Linked DNA regions of Homo sapiens: region 2 is linked to region 1. Evidence: read pairs that join two places in POLR2A ChIA-PET (ENCODE). Cell type or tissue: MCF 10A. All regions are shown on one strand. Links, peaks and the distances in the headings refer to the core of each region. The heading gives the core; the rest is flanking DNA.

Region 1 (11,281 bases), core at 3,282-11,281:
TATTATTTGGTTCTCAGACTTTAGCATCCATTATAATTATCTGGAAGGCTTATCAACACCTAGATTTCTGGGTCCCACACTGGAATTTCTGATTCTATCAGTCTAGAATGGGGCCTAAGAATTTGCACTTCCAGGTGATGCTGATATTGCTGGTGGCAAGTAGCAATATGAGAATTATTGCATTATACCATCTGTAGTTGATGTAACCCATTCCAGGAACAGGAAGCAAATCTATATTCTATATAAATGAAATCTATTGTTCTAGGAAATATGAACAGGGCCTATATTCCAGGAAAAAGACACATATATATTTGTAGCAACGAGGTTAGGCAGAACTCTTTCTAATAAGTTTCATTTTCTCAAAATAGAAATAACACCAGGAGAAAGTTGGTTTTCCTTTTCAGTTGCTATTTTGCAATCACATTGCATGCATAGTCTCACACTAACCCAGCTACTAAATCAGCTGATGCATACCTGCTGTGGTAACATTATATACAGGCACTAGCCATACAAATTTCTGAAGTGTAAATCAGTATCTCAACCATTTCAAAGCACAGTGACCATGGCAAAACCTTTCTCTATGCTTCTCCCCAACCAGTACCTTTATTCACAAGATTTTAAAATTCCTATCCAATAGTTTTCTTGAATACTGAGTTCAAAAAATAAATCAAACCAAACCCACAGCATTTCCACTTTCCTATTTCAGCATTTCTTAAAAACCTAACATACATTTCTGTAAGTACCTAATAGAACTTGTAAATAGAAGCCAGGCACTGTGGCTCATGCCTGTAATCCTAGCACTTTGGGAGTGCTTCCCAAGGCGGGCAGATCCCTTAAGGCCAGAAGTTCATGACCAGACTGGCCAACATGGCAATACCCCATCTCTACTAAAAATACAAAAATCAGCTGGGCCTGGTAGCTGGGCCAAGTAGCCAGCTACTTGGGAGGGTGAGGCACGAGAACTGCTTGAACCCGGTAGGCAGAGGTTGCAGAGAGCCAAGATCTCACCACTGTAGTCTAGCTTTGGCAACAGAGCGAGACTGTCTCAAAAAAAAAAAAAAAAAGAAGAAGAAGAAGAACTTGTAAACAGAAAAGGAACTTGAAACTCTTGCGTAAGACACAAAAGTAAGGGTTTCCAACTGGGACAGGCTTAGCTGTGCATCCTAATCAAAGGGTGGAGACTTTTTAGGAAGGATAGTTTCTTTTTCCTCCCTGCCCTAGGCAGAAAAAAAATTATGGTAAATAACTTTTCCCAAGACTGAATAACCTACCTTAACAACCTCAGTTTTGCTGGAGAATGTGTTCTATCTGTGCTTTGTGTAATTTTCTGACCTCAATCTTTGAGGTACTATTATTTTCTTTTGGGCCTATATACATGATTACCCCCTTTGTGACTAAGGGTATGAATAAGGAAAATACATTTCTTCTATCATTACAAAACACTATGGCTGTACATTGTGATTTGGGGATGTCAAATACCAGGGCAACAAGCAGGGATTTAAAATATGGTGGGGATTCTGGTTCAGGATGGCTGACTAGAGACATCAGACACCCACCCTCTCTAGAAAGAAGAACCAAAATTATGAATAGATAATTATACCTCGAATAGAACATCTAGGAGACAACACTAGAATTCAACAGAGAAGTCATGGGAAACACCCAAGGCGCAGAAGAAGAAGGTATCAAGTGGCCAGCTTGGCTGAGATTGGCCAGGATAACAGAGGGCCTTGGCATTTCAGGGAAAGGTCAAATGAGAGAACTTCAGCAGTCCACATCCCTCCTGCAAACTGCTGCAATCTGAAACATGAGAGAGTTTCTCTACCCATACAAACTCTGACACCAGTATGGGTGGTGATTTGGAGACCCCACAAGGGTATTTCATGAGACAGGGAACTCACGCTGGGTCTCTCAGCTCCCCCAAGACCTAAGCGGCACCATTGTGAGACTATAGTCATGGAATTACATCCTATCCTGGGAACCGCAGCTCCCATATCTCCATATCCCAGGAGCCCCCAGTGATATTTCCCAGTATCCACCCAGTGGGCTACAGTGACACAGCACTGGCTAGACCCAAAGGTAATACAGTGTCCGCAGCACCCCAGCCCACAGGGAGTACTACTCCCCAGGGAAAGAATGGTGCAATGTGCCAAAAAGACAGCCCCTGATACAAAGGAAACTAAAACATGTCCTTTCCAGAGCCTCCTGTTTGGGGCTGTGAGAAGTGACCCTACCCTTAGCAGCACCACAAACTCTGTACTCGGCCTCACAAGTGGATAGTGAGATACTCTCCCACTAGTGAAGCAGGCTGTGTGCTTGGGCTTACATGTAGAGAGCAGAGCCCCTTCTTGTCCTCTACACACTGCTGCAGGCACAGCCACTGATGCTACTACCAGAGGCTGGGGCAGGGAAGCCAGATGGCCGCCTGTCTGGTGCTGTGAGTGGTGACTGCACCCCCACTGGACGCATGGCCTCTGTGCCTAGGCTCACACCTAAAGAACAGCGTCTCTCCTCTCTCTGCACAGTGCTGCGGGGTTGCTATTACAGAGAATGAAAGAGCCTGAGAGCTGTGTGTCTGTGGTATAGGTGGCAACCCTGCACCACAGCCACTGCCAACATCAGTGTACACTTATCAGAACCCAAGGGTTTGTCCCACCGTTGGCTACTGCCATTGCCCAGATCACATCAGCTGCCCAGGGACTTGAGAACCCACTCACCCACCTGGCCCACTGCTGCCACTATCAGCATCTGAGCAAGCTATCTGGGGGCCCAGGAATTAGCCTACCTGGTCCCACTAACACCAGTGCCAGTGTATGTTGTTCTGGGGCCGAAGATCAGACATCCTCAACCCACTGCTGCCACCACTGGGGCCTGAAGACTGGCCCACATGGCAACCCTGTTCCCAGTAAAATGTCACGATAGCCTCCAAGAATAAACCCCACCCTAAACCATCAAGGAAATCATATATATCACTGATCACAGCCAAATAAATTGTACAGAGGCTACACTACCATGCACACTCAGAATCAAAGTTGAAGTGCCTTACTCAACCAATATTGTTGATATATCTTCAGGAAAAAGTCCTCCCCTACAAAAGCAAATTCAAAAATTGAAAGAAGTGACTATTATATTAGATGCTCAGATATCAGTGAAAGGACACAGGAAGCATGTAAAAGCAAGGAAATATGATACCTTCAAAGGAATACAATTCCCCAGCAACAGATCCCAATCAAAAAGAAATCCAGGAAAAACTATTCAAAATTATACTAAGCACAGTGCCTCACACCTGTAATCCCAGCACTTAGGGAGGACAAGGAGGGTGGATCACCTGAGGTCAGGAGTTCCAGACCAGCCTGGCCAACATAGTGAAAACCCATCTCTACTAAAAATACAAAAATTAGCCAGGCACGGTGGTACATGCCTGTAATCCCAGCTCGAGAGGCTGAGGAAGGAGAATCACTTGAACCAGGGAGGCAGAGGTTGCAGTGAGCAGAGATCGCACCACTGCACTCCAGCCTAGGCAACAGAGTGAGACTCCATCTCAAAAAAATAAAAAATAAAAAAATAATATATATGTATATATAAAAAATACTAAAGAAGCTCAGCAAGATACAAGAGATTTCCAAATCCAATACAATTCAAACAATACACAGAAATCGGAGAAACAATTCAGGATATGAATGAGAAATTTGCCAAAGAAATAGGTATCATAAAAATAACCAAACTGAAATTCTGGAACTGAAGAATTCCTTGAATGAAATACAAAATATACAAGAAGCTTCAACAGTAGACTAGACCAAGCAGAAGAGAAAACATCAGAACTTGAAGACAGGTCTTTTGAAATAATCCAATAAGACGAAAATAAAGAAAAAAAAAGAATTAAAAAGTATGAACAAAGTCTTCACGATCTATGGGACACCATAAGGTGACCAAATATATGAATTATCAGTATCTCCAAAGGCGAAGGGAAACTGAAAGGGTTTGAAAACCTATGTAATGAAATAATAGATGAGAACTTCCCAAGTCTAGTAAGAGATTTAGACATCCAGATACAGGAGGCCCAGCAATCCCCAATCAGATACAGTGAAAAACGTTCTTCTCCATGGCGCATTATAGTCAAACTATCTAAAGTCAGTGACAAAAAGAAAATTTTAAAGACAGCAAAGGAAAAGCATCTCATCACCTATAAAGGAGCTCTGGTATATGTGACCAACAGGCATATGAAAAAATACTCAACATCACTCAACCCCAAGGAAATGCAAATAAAAATCACAATGAGATATCATCTCACCCCAGTTAGTATGGCTATTATTAAAAAAAAAAATAACAAATGCTGGCAAGGATGCAGGGGAAAGGGAACTCTTATACACTGTTGGTAGGAATGTAAATTAGTACAGTCATTATGGAAAACAGTATGGAAAGCTCTCAAAAAACTAAAAATAGAATTTTCATAAGACCCAGCAATCACACTACTGGATGTCTATCCAAAGGAAAATAAATCAGTAAATCAAAAGGATACCTGCACTCACATGTTCATCACACCACTATTCATAATAGCAAAGATATGAAATCAACATAGGTGCTCATCAGTGAACAAATGGATAAAGAAAATATTGTATATATACACAATGGGATATTATTCAGCCATTAAAGAGGAATGAAATCATGTAATTTGCAGCAATGTAGTTGGAACTGGAGACCATTATGTTAAATGCAATAAGCCAGGCACAGAATGACAAATACTGCATGTTCTTACTGAAATGTGGGAGCTAAAAAACTTTATCTCATGGACATTGAGAATAGAATAATAGATACCAGAGACTGGGAAGGGGGGTGGTGGGAAGATGAGAGTTAGGTTATGGGTACAAACATGCCGTTAAATAAAAAAAATAAGTTCTAATGTTTGATAGCCGACTAGGGTGACTATACTTAGCAACAATATTATGTATATTTTAAAGTAACTAGAAGAGAGGACTTTAAATGATACCAACACATAAAAATGATAAACACTGAAGGTGATACATACCCCAATTACCCTGACTTGATCATTAAACATTCTTTGCACGTAACAAACACTCACATGCAACTCATAAATATGTAAATTATTATACATCAATAAAAAGGGGGAAAATATTGTGGGGCTTGGGGAAGCCAAGAACATAAGGAGATGTTAGGAATTGTTTGGCTTAGGTCAGTAATTGTGATGGATTGTTGAATGTCAGAGGAGATAAAGTTCTGGAAAAAGCCAACATTGAAATTTCCCCTGGCCGGGCGTGGTGGCTCACGCCTGTAATCCCAGAACTTTGGCAGGCCAAGGCGGGCAGATCACCTGAGATCAGGAGTTCGAGACCAGCCTGGCCAACATGGTGGAACCCCATCTCTACTAAAAATACAAAAATTAGCCGGGCGTGGTGGTGCGTGCCTGTAATCCCAGCTACTCGAGAGGCTGAGGCGAATCACTTGAACCAGGGAGGTGGAGGTTGCAGTAAGCCAGGATCTTTCCACTGCACTCCAGCCTGAAAAAAAGAGTTTCCCCTCTGATCACTTTGGTTAACGATTTTAGTTAATAATTATAATAGAAACTAGCATTTACTTATTACTGCCAGGCATTATTCTAAGGACATTTCACGTATTCTCTCATTTCATCCTCCCAACACCACAATAAACCAGTAGTTGTATTATTCCCAATTTACAAAACCGAAGCAGAGACATTCAATAATTTTCCCCAGAGTTTCATAGCATAAAGGTGGAAGCTGATTTCAAATCCAGATAGACAGACATCACTGCCCATGCTTCTAATCATGTATTCATTTAGTCAACAACTACTTTTGGAATGCTTGCCATACCATGCAATGTGCAGGTTGTTTTGCAGGGACTGGAGATTCAGCAATGATTCAGACTAAAATCCCCTGCCCTGTCGAGGCTAAATAACTGCTCCTTACAGTGGCCTGTGGATCATATTGGTATAAGGCAGAGCAAAGATGGGTTAATATGGTAATCACAAGGCAGGGAGCTTTGTAAATGTGTCCTCCTAGGAGTTGTGCTCCCTTGATGCCATCAGTACATTCCACAAAGAGGAAGTTCTTCTAACTCACTACGCAGCTGGGCTTGGCTCTTACTCAAGAGCATTTTGGGGTGAAAATATCTAAGTTTACCAGCCCTTGTGCAAATCTGAGATGAAGGACTACATTAAAAGTAAAATTCACCTTAGCAGGAAGTGGGGTTTGCTATTCTGTGTATATCTTTAACAGTATCTGCTGAAAAGAACCCTTTTGTTAAATAATTGTATTACAAGTCCCCAACTTAATCTTTTCGAATATGAAATAAGAGAGGGACAGTGCACAAGAGCAATGTCCCCAGACCCATCTTTAAGTGAAGCACCAGGCCGATGAAACATCCCTCTCTGCTGCCTTCTTTCTCTGATCACAACTCAGCTCCGGAGGAAAAAGAGTCCTCTAAAGTATAATAAAAAGAAAAAAAGAAAAAGAGTCCTGCCAATTTCACTTTCTAGTTTCACTTTCCCTTTTGTAACGTCAGCTGAAGGGAAACAAACAAAAAGGAACCAGAGGCCACTTGTATATATAGGTCTCTTCAGCATTTATTGGTGGCAGAAGAGGAAGATTTCTGAAGAGTGCAGCTGCCTGAACCGAGCCCTGCCGAACAGCTGAGAATTGCACTGCAACCATGAGGTAAATATTTTCCCTTCGTATTCGGTAGTGCTGTTGAGTCATCTTGTCCAATGCAAATCCTGAGAAGCTATGTTCCCAAAGAGGGCCAGCTCCATTTTAGTGTTTGTTTATAGCCTTACTATGCCTCTACCTCTGTTGGTTGTAAATCTGTCTTACCAATGGTGGTTTGTTCCCTCCTGAACAATTTTCTGCTTCACACTGGCAAGCTTCCTAAATTCATCTCCAGAACTGCACGCCTGGGGAGTTGAGTTGCAATCAGAGAAAGAAGGCAGCAGAGAGGGATGATGTTTCATCGGCCTGGTGCTTCACTTAAAGATGGGTCTGGGGGCATTGCTCTTGTGCACTGACCCTGTCTTATTTCATATTTGAAAGGATTAAGTTGGGGACTTGTAATACAATTATTTAACAAAAGGGTTCTTTTCAGCAGATACTGTTAAAGATATACACAGAATAGCAAACCCCACTTCCTGCAAAGGTGAATTTTACTTTTAATGTAGTTCTTCATCTCAGATTTGCACAAGGGCTGGTAAACTTAAATATTTTCACCCCAAAATGCCTCCTGAGTATGAATTAGAGATGGAGTGCTTGGAGAAAATAGTTCTGTTCTCACCTCTAACATTCCCTTCTATCCCCAAAACATGAGACTGCCCTGGAGAGGAAGTGTTAGCTCATTGAATAGGAAGGGAAATATTTTCTCCAGTTTGAAGGTGGGGTGGCCGGACCTGGTTGCCTAACCCTCATCCTGGGAGCTCTGGAATCCCGTGTTACCAACCCCTGTGCTTACTTCCTATGAGACACCTTGCCCTCTGTCTGTGAGGTTCCTGATTTCTCTTCTTGAAACGATATTATTTCCTGCTAGTCTAAATGTTCTGCCTGATTTCAAAAAAAAAAAAAAAGATTTGAGATATTTACAGATTTCTTTTTTTTGTAGTCACCCAGAATCTATAGAACCCTTTTCTTATTTCTTAGAATTTTAGCATGGTCTTATCTTAGAATTTTTCCCATTACAATACAGACCCATCTGTCCTTTCTTTCCTTAATTCTTTATCTATTGTGACTTTCACTGGGCATTGCCCTTGTGCCCTAAGACAGTGGTTCTCAAAATTGAGCATGCATAAAAATTGCCTGGACAGCTTATTAAGGACAGAGTCCTAGGGTTGACTCCCCAGAGATTCTCATTAAGTGGGTCTGGGTTAGAGTCTGAGGATGTGTGTTTCTAAAAGGCTCCTCAGTGATTCTGAGACTGCGGTGGTAGCATTAGTTCTGAGCCTGGTTGATAATGTCACTGTGGCTTTCATCCAGATAAGAGGCAAAGGAAGAAATTGTTGTTGTTGTGTATACAACTGGAACTTCTATAGGAATCGGGAGAATAGGTCCTCACAAGCCAGAGCCCAGGAAGCAAGTGTCTGGCATCAGCTTCTCTAACTTACCAGTGGAAATAAAAACCCAAAATCAAGCAGTGAAGTTGGATGCCTTTTAAATGGCTGCTCAAAGGGCTTTTACCTAAGTGTGTATATTAAATATCTCTATCCTGCAAATGCACAATAGACTTTATGTTTTATATGGTGGAGATAACCTCAATTCTATTTACTCTCTCTGTTTCTTTTGTAAAATGAGAAAGGAGCTAAGGAGTTTATGTGTTAAGGGAATGAGCTCCCAAACTCAACTGGAAGTTGGAAATAGAATTGAGAGGGAGCAAGGAAGCTATAGTGAGTCTTCAGGTGTTAGGATGCGTGCTGCACATGCTTGGGGTCTGAGAGTGGTCATATTCTGTAGGACTCACCATATTCTGTAATGAATGCAGTAGAGAGTGTGACTGAGATGCACATGGAGAAAACACAGGGTCTGAGCCCTCCAAGCTCCCCAGTGTCCTGTTCTGATCCTCCTGGGGTCACTACAGTCCTACCCATGGTCCTGTGAAGCACTCTAGTAACTTTAAATCAGTTCCTGCTCACCTCTGTTTCTTGGAACAAATGGAGACTTAACTATCCCAGGCAGAATAAACAAACAAACAAACAAAAATAGGATGGAAAATAGGCAGGAGTTTATAGGAAGGACCCGCCTTCCATTCAAAGCTCCAAATAGGTCTTAGCAAAGAGCCAGGTTGTCTAAGTCCCTTGATGTAACTAACCCCAGGTGCGGGAGCCCCGGAGAGTGCTTGGCTTGGTTATCAGGCATCCTAATGGCAGATGCATTCCCGTTGAAAAGCTCATGTCCAAACAGATCTGTTTTTATTCTTAGTGAGGTTACAGGAAGATTCCCAATCAAAATGGGAGTGGGAAGCAGTGGTATAAAAAGTGGGAGAGAGAGGGGCAGTTAGAAAGAGGGGTCACATAATCTTCTATCTAGACATATGTTTCATAAGTGATCCTGCCACATTGCATGACATTCCAGATATCTATTGGTTGTATAAGAAGCCATACTATTTAGAAATACAGCTCCTGATACAAGGGTTGCTGTATAGATACCACGAAAAAAAAATTTAAATAAGAAAAGGCAACATTACAGAGACTCCAATACACAGACAGTGTTGAGAAATAATTTGGGGCATAGAATACTATTTATCTCCAAAGTAATTCGAAATACAGGCTTTTGCTCATTTGTCTGTTCTCTGGGTTTTTTAGGGGTTTTTTTGTTGTTGTTTTGTTTTGTTTTTTGGTTTGGTTGATTTTGGTTTATTTATTTATTTTGAGGACCAACACTAAAGGGAATGGAAAATCTTTCCAGGAGAGTCATAAGGGTACCCTAAAGAAAAAAGAGCTCTTTCTATAAGAAAAGGAGCTAGTGGCCTTGTGAGCCTTCCCTGTAGCTGCACTTCTTGCCCCTTATTATAAAAGCAAAACCCAGAAGAGAAAAATAAAATTTCAAAAAAAAAATTAAAACAATAAAGTACAAAATTATTAATAGAGCAACTCAATGAGATGTGTTAAGAACAGAAATCACCAGTTTAAGAAATAGAGGTATGGGGGGGAGGGGAGGAAAAAAAATTACATTTTATTCCAAAATAAATGTTTAAGACATTGCTAACATAAATAATACTTGAAATTAAATGAGAGAATAATACAAAAGCAGATAAAATGAGTAAAAATTAAGAATGGTTGAAAATAAGATTCAAATGGTTAAAATGGAAAAATTCACAGAAAAAAATGAGAATGTAGCATGTTAAAGTAATAAACCAATACAAAATAAAACCAATCTGATAAAAGCTCAGAAAGTTTGAATAGACAAAATAAATGAAGGATATATTAAAAGCTGAAATAGACAGAAAATCGAAAGTGATAAAGATTTCTTTAAAGGCAAATGAAGGAGAACTAAGGAATTAAGAATATCAAAGATAAAATGAAGCTGCATTTCGGAGGGATGAGAAATTAAAATCACCATGGCAAAACATTAAAAGAATAAAAAATTATAAAGCTGAAATTTTCAAAGTACAAAAGTAAAGCTAGGGAAGAATGAAGAACAGAAACAGCAATGAAAAAGACTTACTTCTTTAAAACTACATAAATAAAACCAAGCCTCCACAGAGACCCTCGAAAGCAGAGAGGGCAGAGCTGTTTAACAAAAACTGTCTTATTCATGAAAACCTAGCCACAGACTCAGAGAACAACCCACTGCCCTCGCCCTAATTCTTCTGCTGCCCACAGTCCCTAAACTCCTGCTACCACATGCAGGAATTAACAATAAGGAAAAACATATTATAGAAAGAAAAGAAGGGGAGTTTCTTTGATTTGTGTTAACAGCCTTTAGGAGGAGGAGCATTTTATTTGCCATGCTCCCATTTCTTGACATATAAATCTGTGTCTCAAAGTCCATCTTTGTGTTTTTCCCTACAGTGAGAACAATAAGAATTCCTTGGAGAGCAGCCTACGGCAACTAAAATGCCATTTCACCTGGAACTTGATGGAGGGAGAAAACTCCTTGGATGATTTTGAAGACAAAGTATTTTACCGGACTGAGTTTCAGAATCGTGAATTCAAAGCCACAATGTGCAACCTACTGGCCTATCTAAAGCACCTCAAAGGGCAAAACGAGGCAGCCCTGGAATGCTTACGTAAAGCTGAAGAGTTAATCCAGCAAGAGCATGCTGACCAGGCAGAAATCAGAAGTCTGGTCACCTGGGGAAACTATGCCTGGGTCTACTATCACATGGGCCGACTCTCAGACGTTCAGATTTATGTAGACAAGGTGAAACATGTCTGTGAGAAGTTTTCCAGTCCCTATAGAATTGAGAGTCCAGAGCTTGACTGTGAGGAAGGGTGGACACGGTTAAAGTGTGGAGGAAACCAAAATGAAAGAGCGAAGGTGTGCTTTGAGAAGGCTCTGGAAAAGAAGCCAAAGAACCCAGAATTCACCTCTGGACTGGCAATAGCAAGCTACCGTCTGGACAACTGGCCACCATCTCAGAACGCCATTGACCCTCTGAGGCAAGCCATTCGGCTGAATCCTGACAACCAGTACCTTAAAGTCCTCCTGGCTCTGAAGCTTCATAAGATGCGTGAAGAAGGTGAAGAGGAAGGTGAAGGAGAGAAGTTAGTTGAAGAAGCCTTGGAGAAAGCCCCAGGTGTAACAGATGTTCTTCGCAGTGCAGCCAAGTT
Region 2 (11,281 bases), core at 1,782-9,781, 50 kb after region 1:
GTGTTAGCATAAACTCCATCATTTGCATAAACAGTCTTAGCATAGTAAGCCACCCATATCATTTATAGAATAGCTAGAAAACTTAAAAATCCAAGTTCCCTGATGTTAGCCAAGGGCCAACCTTGCAAGCAAGTCTTTCTAAAGATAACAGTTTCAAACTTGCCATGCTAACTCTGCATGGTCCATCCCCTTAGTCCTTAGCAAGGCAACTTTATAGTAAAATTATTATTTCTAGGATCTCTGTCAGTATTGATCTCAGTTTTTTCCAATACATTCAGTATTTATCCTCTTTTAAGGATCCTGAATTTAGCCAGCTTAAACAAATCTGATTAATTATAAAGGTCTATCTTAGAAGTCCAGAGAGCTTCCTCCGTACATGTCTATATTAAACTTTTAACCTGGTGGCACATCACAGCTGAGGCCAGGAAAGTAAAGTGGACCTGATCACCTTCCTGGGCTGAGACAGTGTCATGACAGTCAGGTACACACAGACACAAAGCACAATCCCAGAGGACATGCATGGCAGCCCAAGCGGGACATGCCTTAGGCAGTACAGGTTTACAACCCCCACCATGTGGCCTTCCATGGTGAGGCCTACCACCGTAAGGTTTCCATCCCAGTCCAAAAAATACACTGAAGTCCTTGCTTTCAGAGGAACTGCCTTCAAGCTATCAGTTCCAAACACAGGAGTGAGGAAGACATCTGAGGTTTTCTGGATGGAAAGTTCCAGAGTGGATCCCCACCTCCAACCCCAGTGCTGTCTGTTGTGCTCAGAGGCTCAGCAATCTGAATTCAAAGCATTAAGTAGGAGTTTGGAAAGACAGCGTGGGAAGATTTCCGTCAGACAGAAGGGAAATCTTCCAGGAACAGTTCTGAAAAACAAAAAGATTGTTAATGACTTCCTCTCCTTTATGCCTCCCTGGGGGCTGAGTTTCTATTTTTTTCCATTGCGACAAAGTCAGAGAGTCCTATTCAGCAATCATATATTTTTGTTCAGTTATATCCCATTCTCACGCAGATCTTTCAACTGGAAAAAGTGTATACAAAAAGGACAAAAGGACTTTCACCAAAAAAACATTTTCATGCAATTTAAGCATAAAGAGGTATCATGCTCACATTGTCTGCTACTGAACAAAACTGGGGTCCACTTGCCCAGCCCAGTAAAGCCAAACACCCACAGTGGGGTTTTGCAACAAGAGAAAGGAGGGCATTTGTTTGCGGGTTGCCATGCAAGGAGAATCCCGCAGCTCACGCTTAAGACCCTATTTTTGGTTTCTATAGAGAACCAAACATCACCTGACTCTAACTTCCTTGGCTGTTGTTGTAAGCTATTATTACCTTCTTGCTTATCAGCTTGCAAACTTACTTCTCAGGGCCCGGTAGTGCCTGGAATTTCCCTTGAAGGAACTTGAGATTTTCCTTTATTTCCATGCCTGCGTGGGGGTCCTGGCAGGCCACTAAGAAGGAGTCCCTGCTCCATCTTATGTCCAGAATGAAATCCTGAATTTTCAAAAACTTTCAAAATTGGCTAACATAAACTCCCACCTCTTTCATCCAAATTATACACTGAGCCTAGAAATTAGTAATCCTTTTCTGGGGTCAATTGCATTTAATAATCAAACTTCTAAGGTCAGGAAATGCCACTCCAAAATATATCACTTTGGACTTCAAAATGAAGGCACTTGAGAAATAGCAAATGCAAGACAGGATTTTCTCTGAGCTCCCTTTATCTGCATAAAGATAGACCCTCCAAAAGGAACTCAGATGTCATGAATCCCTTCCCAGGGAATCTTATCAACCAGGAAGATTAAACTTGGTTCACTGGAGAGAACACTGGAGGTTGACCCCGTGTCCAGACAGACTTCGTCACAGGCTGTCACATATTCTTCTGAGGGCCCATTCATTTTTCATCAAAACAATTTACTCCCCCTAAGTAAGTTGCCTACATCTCCCCTCCCCTCTCCTTTAAAAAGAGGGTATATAAGCTTCTTGATCTCACTGGGTTTGGGGCGTTAACTTTCCTTTCATATGATGCCCCATGCACGTAATAAGTTTGTATACCTTTTGTTCTGTTAATCTGCCAGTTTTCAGTTTATTTCATAGATTCAATTATCAAGCCCTCAAAAGATATAGGGAAAATGTGTCCTCCCCCTACCTTACTAAGGTGTGTGTGTGTGTTAGGACAAAAGTGAGGGATGTAGATTCAGGCTGTCAGATCATTTTCACAGATTGAAACTAATTGGGAAAGTTGAAAAGAGCAAGTCAACAGCAATGAGATAGTCTCAAGATGGGGAGAGTCCAGTCTGTCAGGAGTGGTTGGAGGGGTTACACTCCCTGTGATGTGTCCTCCTCCAACTTACAGCTTTCAACAGGGATTATAAATCAGTAATGCAATTAGCCTCTGTATCATGAAGGGGCTCAGACTATGCCACCCCAAAACATGCCATTTTGACATAAGAATTATTTTGAGTTAAAGGGAATTGAAAAAAAGCAGACGCAGGATGAGTTGTCTGCCCTACTTCTGTCTGCCTGAAAGCAGAATATAAACGTCTCTTGTGATGGTATCCCCAACCCCTACTTCCATTCAAGAAACGGGATAACAACCTTATCACTGGACAAAGTCTACACAAACAAATCTTAGTAACTAGCCCTCATCTACCATTAGTTTCCCCAAATATTTGTCTTTGCACAATTTGACACCCCTCAAAGTTCAAAGTTCCTTCTTTTTTGTCTGGCCACTTCTCTACAAATGTATTGTTATTTTGTTAAGATGCTCAATAAGTCTGAAGTTCTAGCCACTTCTTTCACTTGCTCATCACTGAGTTCTCTGGTGTGAAGAGACTGATGGGGTTCAGGAGGATATGATATTTATTAATTATTTAGGTGCACCGGCCCAGTCAGATTAACATCTAAAGGACTGAGCCCTGAACAAAGAGTGAAGTTACCTTTTTTTTTAAGACGGAGTCTTGCTCTGTGGCCAGGCTGGAGGGCAATGGCGCAATCTCGGCTCACTGCAAGCTCCGCCTCCCAGGTTCAAGCGATTCTCCTGCCTCAGCCTCCCGAGTAGCTGAGACTACAGGCGCATGCCACCAGGTCCAGCTCATTTTTTGTATTTTTAGTAGAGAAGGGGTTTCACCATGTTGCCCAGGATGGTCTCGAACTCCAGACCTCGTGATCCGCCCACCTCAGCCTCCCAAATTGCTGGGATTATAGGTGTGAGCCACCGTGCCTGGCCTGAAGTTACCTTTTAAGCATTTCTTGCAGGGGGTTGGGGGGAGATCTGTGCAGGGGGAAGGATACTACAGAAGAGAGAAACAAAGGCAGTTATTCAATTGAGACATGCATTACATCATTTCTTACTTTTTAAGGAAAAGCATGTTTTGCGACTTGAGTTTATCTGTCTAGTGAACTTGCAGTTGCATAGCTAGGGAAACAGAGTCTTCACAATGCCTGGGAAGGGAGGAGAGATAAGGCTTACTAGCCACAGAAAAACAGGCAGTTAATTTTTTAAAGGACTCCAGTTCTTTCTCTTTCTCAGGGGGAGTTGGGTTTTCTTACATACAACTGAGTTTTTGCTTACACACTCTTTCATTTCTTTTAATTTCTGTTTCAGTAGGGCCCCAGCCTATGAACCTAAGACGGGAAGAGGAAATAATGTTTGCTGAGCCAGGCGCAGTGGCTCACGCCTGTAATCCCAGAACTTTGGGAGGCTGAAGTGGGCGGATCACTTGAGCCCAGGAGTTTGAGATCAGCCTGGGCAGCATGACAAAACCATGTCTCTATAAAAAATACAAAAATTAGCGAGGTGTGGTGGCACATGCCTGTAGTCCCAGCTACTCAGGAGGCTGAGGTAGGAAGACGGCTTGAGCCCAGGAGGTTGAGGCTACAGTCAGCTGTAATCATGCCACTGCACTCCAGCCTGGGCAACAGAGCAGAAACCCTGTCTCAATAAAAATCTTTAATGCACAGAATGGTTTTTTTCCTCTCCTACAATCATAAATATGTAATCAGCAACTGGATTTCAGATGGCCTAATCAGAGAAAAATCCAAATAGTCCAGAAAAGCCCAAAAAGTATCCATGACGATTTTATAAATTAGGGCTCCACAGAGCAGTGATTTGCAAGGATCCCAGAATCTGAGTTCTGTCCACAGAGCCTATGTCTGCTTTCAGTTCAGCACAACACAAACTAAGGCTGAAACCACCTAACAACAGGCAGCCACAGGTTTCAGTTTAGAGTCAGAACAGGCAATTAGAATATGTGAATTCTGGATTTCAAAGGAGACAGCTTCTTTTCTTCCTGCAGCAACAAAACCAAGATACTTTAGAGTCAGAGAGCCATGGTCCAAGTCCAAGGGACAAGAAATGCTTTCCCAGGCCCTTTTTATTTTGTCAGGCTTAGAGTCTTAATTGACCCACTCAAAAAATACGCGCATCACCCTGGAACATCATCAGCCTTAAAGATTCAGACATCTGACATCACAAGGGCTCTCTAGCAACTAAAAATTGATTTTTCAAACTCAGTGTGTCTCCATCTGGAGACAACGTCTGAGAAATAAAAATAAAATCCTAAGCCCCACAAGCAACTGAACATAATATACCCCCTCTTGGCCACGGGGACCCCAGGGAAACCTTAAAAACTGAGTGCCCGGCCACGATGGAATGTAAAGTCAGACACACCCCTTCCTTATTAATCTTTAACCAGAATTCTTTCCTAAGGAGTAAGCAGAAACCAGCTCTGGAAAACAAGAAATAGAGGACACATTCCTTTATTGCCTTTAGCCAATCATCTGAAGCCACTGCTCGACTCCCCCTCCCTCTTTGCAGTTTCAATGTGACAGCTCGCCAGTTTCACAAGGCAACCCTTTCTAAAAATTGACCTCTATCTCCAGTCCAGTTTTGGCCCAATCACAGAGGAAGGGCAGTGCGGGTTTTCATGTCCTCTACCTCACCTTTTGACACAAGAAGGCCAAAAACTCCACCCATGGATCACGCTAACACCACCATTTTTTGTACATATGATTCATGGAAAGGCACGAGGCTCAATTGCACATGTGCATATTTTCCCTTTCATGAATATTCATGACTCCTCCTATAGCTTATCGAATATGTGTATTTGGACACCTCATTCAGCAACAATTTTTGTCTTAGTCTTCCCTCCCACAAAGTGCCTGTGGCTTCTGGTTGGAGGCTATGCTTTCCAGCCTGTCAGAATGGCTAGCTTTGTAACTGCCCAAGGGTTTTTTCCTGCCCACTGCACAAAGACCATGCCATTGTGGTACAGAAAATTTTAATAGACACATGGAAGGAAAATAAATCTTGGGACCCCCAAGTCACTAAGCCAAAGGGAAAAGTCAAGCTGGGAACTGCATCAGGCAAACCTGCTCCCATTTTATTCCTAAATGAGATAACTACAAAGATAAAAAAAAAAAAAAAAAAAAAGCTACATACTTCCTTCACAATTTGTCCATAAGGAAATTCCTTGTGGGCCTCAATATCTTTACCCTAAAAACAGTTCTGTTGAATTTTACCCTAGCAACATAAACTGATAGCTTGTCTTCACCAGTACAGGACAGAAAGTCATAACTCTACTCGCCTGAGACAAATGCCTATCTGGTTGCTTCCTCTGCCCTATCGTTCATGTAAAACTGCCGATTCACTGAGACAGACTAAGGCATAAATTGTTAGAGTAGGTAGTTAGACATGAACAGGGCAGGAGAGGGCCTCCTCTCCTACCAGGCAACCATCAGGTGATGGTCAGGCAGTTGTTAAACCGTCCCTAAAATGATAATTGGTTGAAGCCAATGCCAGGGAAGGGCCATCTCCCAATAGAAATACCTGAAATTGGTAATCAGCACCTTCCAAGTAAGATCTCAGGAGTTGGACAAGTGGGCTCAAGCATGTGCACTAAGAGGCAAAATGGCAGAGTTTAACTGGTATATGAACTTCTTCTAGAACACTTGACTGGTAGGGAAACAATGCCTCAAGTGAGCATGTGCACAATTTCAGTAAACACACTGAGCATGCAGCCCCAGCCCCTCCCAAGTGCTGGCAGATCCCTGCACATGTAGACAGCCCAACCCAAGGGAAGAAACAGGGGAGAAATAACGAAAGACCCCAGAAGCATGCCAACTTGCAAACCCCAAGTCAAAGGTTAAATGAAATAACAAAAGACCCCAGAATTTCCTTGTGGGCAAATTGTGAAGGAAGTAACGAAAGACCCCAGAAGCATGCCAACTTGCAAACCCCAAGTCAAAGGTTAAACCATGCACTTGAATCTCTTAAGTTACCCACTTGGCCCTCTTTCAAGGTCAAGAATATAAAGCACACTGGGAGGCCGAGCCTGGCAGATCACGAGGTCAGAAGATCGAGACCATCCTGGCTAACATGGTGAAAACCCGTCTCTACTAAAAATACAAAAAAATTAGCTGGGTGTGGCAGCGTGCACCTGTAGTCCCAGCTGCTGGGGAGGCTGAGGCAGGAGAATGTTGTGAACCAGGGAGGCAGAGCTTGCAGTGAGCCGAGATCACGCCACTGCACTCTAGCCTGGGTGACAGAATGAGACTCCGTCTCAAAAAAAAAAAAGAATATAAAGTGCATTCAAGTACTTCACTTCCCCTTATTCCTGCTCTAAAACTTTTTAATAAACTTTCTCTCCTGCTCTGAAACTTGCCTCAATCTCTCTCTTTGCCTTTTCCCCTCAGTCGATTTCTTTCTTCTAAGGAGGCAAGAATTAAGGTTGCTGCAGAACTGTATGGATTTGCTGCTGCTAACCAAATGACTATTCCTCTACCCCACCACCATATATAAATTGTGTATTCAGTGAAAGGCTGATCAAAGATCCAAAAGAATGCAACCTTTTGTCTCTTATCCGCCTATCACCTGGAAGCTCCCACTTTGAGTTGTGCCACCTTTCTGAACCAAATCAACGTACATCTTACATGTACTGATTGATGTCTCCTGTCTTCCTAAAATGTATAAAACCAAGCTGTGCCCTACCTTGGGCACATGTCCTCAGGATCTCCTAAGGGCAATGTCATGGGCCATTGGTCACTCATATTTGGCTCAGAATAAATCTCTTCAAATATTTTAGAGTTTGACTCTTTTCATTGACAGACACAAGACTAGTCATGCCATGTAGGAGATGGAGTTCGTATTCAAGTCGTTCTCCTTCAAAGCTCATAAGTTAGAAGTTTTGTTCTTGTTTTTGTTTTTTCTGAGACAGAGGCTGACTGTGTCGCCCAAGTTGGAGTGCAGTGGTGCAATCTCGGCTCAATGCAACCTCTGCCTCTCAGGTTCAAGCAATTCTACTGCTTCAGCCTCCCGAGTAGCTGGAATTACAGGCACCCACCACCACGCCCTGCTAATTTTTGTATTTTTAGTAGACATGGGGTTTCACCGTCTTGGCCAGGCTGGTCTTGAACTCCTGACCTTGTGATCCACCTGCCTCGGCCTCCCAAAGTGCTGGGATTACAGGTGTGCACCACCATGCCCGGTGTATGTTAGAAGGTTTTCAAAGTGTGGAGGTGGCTAGGCTTGCTGCTGACTGGTTGGGCAAAGACAAAATCATAGACAGTTGAAGCTGTCCTCCTGCATGCTGAATTGCTTCTGGATGGGGCCACAGGAGGAGGATTGGTGGATTCAGGTGGGTCCAGGTGGAGCCATGGGTATCAGACATGCAAAAAACCTGAAAAGATGTGTCAAAAGGCCAATTTTAGGGTCCTACAATAGTGTTGTTATTTGCAGGAGTAATTGGGGAAGTTGTGAATTGTTTAACCTCAGGAATAACGGCTATCAAACTTTTATGTCTGCCCCCTAGTAGGATTCAGTCTCCGCTCCTCCCCACAGCCTAAGGGACTCTCATTAGCTTTACAAAAGTGGTTGAGTTTGGGGGACAGCCTATTACCATTTAAACTATAATCTAATGTCTTCCAAAGTTAGCTCAACCCAATAGCCCAGAAATAATTATGGGAAAGGCAAGATGGGGGTTGGTGAGTTAGCTCAGATCTCATTCCCTGTCATAATTTTCTCACTGATACAATTTTTGCAAAGATGGTTTCAGCCTGAAGGCTGCAATCCCCTTATGAGAAATAAAGCTCTCCTTTCAAAATTTATGAAGTTTGTTATTCTTCAGTTGAAATTATAAAGGATACAACTATTAGAGACATTTGAACCAGAGAAACTCCATCTTGAATAGGGGCTGGGTGAAATAAGGCTGAGACCTACTGGGCTGCACTCCCAAGAGCTTAGGCATTCTTAGTCATAGGATGACATAGGAGGTCAGGACAAGATACAGGTCAAAAAGGCCCAGCTGATGAAACAGGATGCGGTAAAGAAGCCAGCCAAAACCAAGATGGTGATGAAAATGACCTCTGGTCATCCTCACTGCTCATTATATGCTAATTATAATGCTAAATTTAGCATTATAATTTAGCATTAGCATGCTAAAAGACACTCCCATCAGCGCCATGGCATTTTGCCATGGCAACATTCAGAAGTTAACCTATATGGTCTAAAAGTGGGAGGAATCCTCAATTCTGTGAATTGCTTGCCTTTTTCCCAGAATACTCATGAATAATCCATCCCCTGTGTAGCATATAATCAAGAAATAACTTTAAGTATACACAGTTGAAAAGCCCATGCTGCTGCTCTGCCTATGGAGTAGGCTTTCTTTTATTCCTTTACTTTCTTAATAAACTTGCTTTCACTTTACTCTGTGGACTTGCCCTGATTTCTTTCTTGTGTGAGCTCCAAGAACCCCCTTTTTGAGTCTGTATTGGGACCCCTTTCCTGTAACACAACTAAGGAACAACCAAATGGAAGAGTTGCATAGGGCAAGGTATGGGGTGAGTAGGGGGAGGAAGGGTGGGCATGGAGCTTCCATGTTTTTGCTTGGGATGCTACTCTTCCAGCACCTCAATGTGTTCACCAACTCAAAACCTCTCAGAACCCCATCCTTTAAAGCAGGTGTCCCCAATCCCTGGGCTACAGACTGGTAGTAGTCCGAGGCCTGTTAGGAACTGGGCTATACAGCAGGAGGTGAGCAGCAGGCGAGCAATCAAAGCTTCCTCTGTATTAACAGCCATTCCCCATCACTCACATTACTGTCTGAGTTCCGCCTCCTGTCAGATCAACAGAGGCATTAGATTCTCAAAAGAGCACGAACCCTATTGTGAACTCTGCATCCGATGAACCTAGGTTGCGCATTCCTTATGAGAATCTAATGCCTGCTGATCTGCCACTGTCTCCCATCACCCCCAGATGGGACCGTCTAGTTGCAGGAAAACAAGCTCAGGGCTCCCACTGATTCTACATTATAGTGAGTTGTATAATTATTTCGTTTATATTACAATGTAATAATAATAGAAATAAAGTGCACAATAAATGTAATGTGCTTGAATCATCCTGAAACCATCCCTGCCCAGTCTGTGGAAAAACTGACTTCCACAAAACCAGTCCCTGGTGCCAAAAAGGTTGGGGATTGCTGCTTGAGGGGTTTTTATGGAGGTTCACAATATATAGGTAAGATTTTGATGACTGATTGAATCATTGGCCACTGGTGACTGAACTCACTTTCTAGCTCTTCTTCCCTCCCCAGAGGTTGGGGGATGGGGCTGAAAGTTCCAACCCTCTAATCATGCCTTGGTCTTTTTGGCAACCAGCCCACATAATGAACTATCTAGGGGCCCCCAGTAGTGTGACTTCATTAACATAAACTCAGGCATGGTTGAAAGGGGTCTGTTATGAATAAGAAAACATGCTTCCTATCACTGTTGGAAATTCCAAGGAATTTAGAAGCTCTGTGACAGGAACCAGGGACAAAGGCTAAGGAGATATTTCGTATTATACCATAGCAGTGCTATTTACATGGGAAACAAGATCACCAGGAAATCCTCCCTGAATCTAAACCCCTCACTTGCCTAAGAAGCACCAAAGGACACAGGACAAACCTGAGGAGCCTCTCAGCTGGAACCAAGCACTATGTAGCAACTGTGTCTCTCAAGAAACTATGAGGTCAACCTCTTGGTGCTCCTGGACTTTTGTTTCTAGCATATTTTTAAATTCCTGTATTTTTCTAGAATGCAAATTTCCCTGCAGACTCCTCCTAAGAAAGGCAAACTTTCTAACTCTTCTATTATGCTTTCTTACTAAGTTAACAGACACAGACCCAGAAAGAAAATAAAGTTGTGTTAACAGTAAAAGTCATTGCATTTGTGTCATAATTCTAACCGAATGAAAACATCACAAGCGATGTTCATAGAATTGCAAACCAGACAAAACTGACCTGAGGTTTGAGAGGAGCTGAATGAGACAGGATGATGGGAGGAGTGAGTTTTAATCTATTCAGGCTAAGATGGATCACTCAAAGGTAGGTAGTAAAATAAAAGAATTTTAAAGGTAGCTATGTTCAATTTTTATTTGAAAGCATCAATGCTTGGGGTTTTGTTGTGATGATAACCATTAAAATAAGATTTATCTTTTCAACAGATGTTAGGAAATATAAAACCTAACCAAAATTAAGGTATATCTTATTCAAAAGGTACACATTCCTCTTTTCCTGTTTGGTTTTGTGCTGGTAAGTTGCAGAAAGTATTTTCTTCTCAACATTATACTGACTGACTTGCTAGAATCTTTTCATCTGATATAGTGTCAGGAGAAGGATAACTGAGAAAAAAAAAGAGGACCCTATTCTCAGATGCATCTTCCACCATTTAAATACCTGTAACTGCCTGCTGCGAAGAGGTCTGCAGGAAGGACAGAGACCACTTTCTATTAGTTCCTCCATGTGGTGAGAAGATAATCTGGCCGCCTGAGCCACAGTCCCAGGAAGGCCATTAAATGCCCTGCAGAATCAAAACCACAGTGAGATAGCATCTCATCCTGGTTAGAATGGCTACTATCAAAAAAACAAAAATAATGAATGCTGATGAGGATGCAGAGAATGGGGAACCTTATATACTGTTGGTGGGAATGTAAATTAGTACAGCCACTATGGAAAACAGTATGACGTTTCCCCCCAAAACTGAAAATGGATTTATTATGTGATCCACTGCTGGATATATATTTTTAAAAATTGACATCAAGTTATCAAAGCGATATCTGTATTCTCATGTTCATTGGAGCACCATTCACAATAGCCAAGATATAAAAACAAACTAAGTGTCCATCAGTGGATGAATAAAGAAAATGTAGCTTATAGACACAGTGGAATATTATTCAACTATAAAAAAGAATGAAATCCTGTCATTTGCAACAACATGGATAGAACTGGAGGTCATTATG

Evidence for each region. ChIA-PET counts read pairs that join two places held together with the same protein. Peaks named below come from ENCODE experiments on the same cell type or tissue, not always from the same donor. Only the 100,000 strongest peaks of a DNase experiment are listed, where the experiment ranks them.
Region 2: POLR2A ChIA-PET joins it to region 1 with 17 read pairs; 17 of 35 experiments call an interaction of 5 or more read pairs at or near these places.

Annotation. Positions count from the first base shown.
Region 1 is chr10:89,295,443-89,306,723 of GRCh38, forward strand. It overlaps IFIT2 (interferon induced protein with tetratricopeptide repeats 2), which reads left to right and starts at 6,604. Exons shown (of 2, transcript NM_001547.5): 1 at 6,604-6,686; 2 at 10,520-11,281. The coding sequence starts at 6,682. It overlaps LOC105378419 (a long non-coding RNA gene), which reads right to left and starts at 6,461. Exons shown (of 3, transcript NR_188200.1): 1 at 5,844-6,461. It also overlaps a transcript of LIPA not described here. RefSeq lists an enhancer at 6,312-6,631. In MCF 10A, for the core only: no CTCF peak of the experiment used is centred there; a DNase peak (open chromatin) is centred at 6,679.
Region 2 is chr10:89,347,370-89,358,650 of GRCh38, forward strand. It overlaps a transcript of LIPA not described here. Among named protein-coding and RNA genes, the nearest start is that of IFIT3, 25 kb to the left of the region's middle. RefSeq lists an enhancer at 4,264-4,363. In MCF 10A, for the core only: no CTCF peak of the experiment used is centred there; DNase peaks (open chromatin) are centred at 4,972 and 8,292.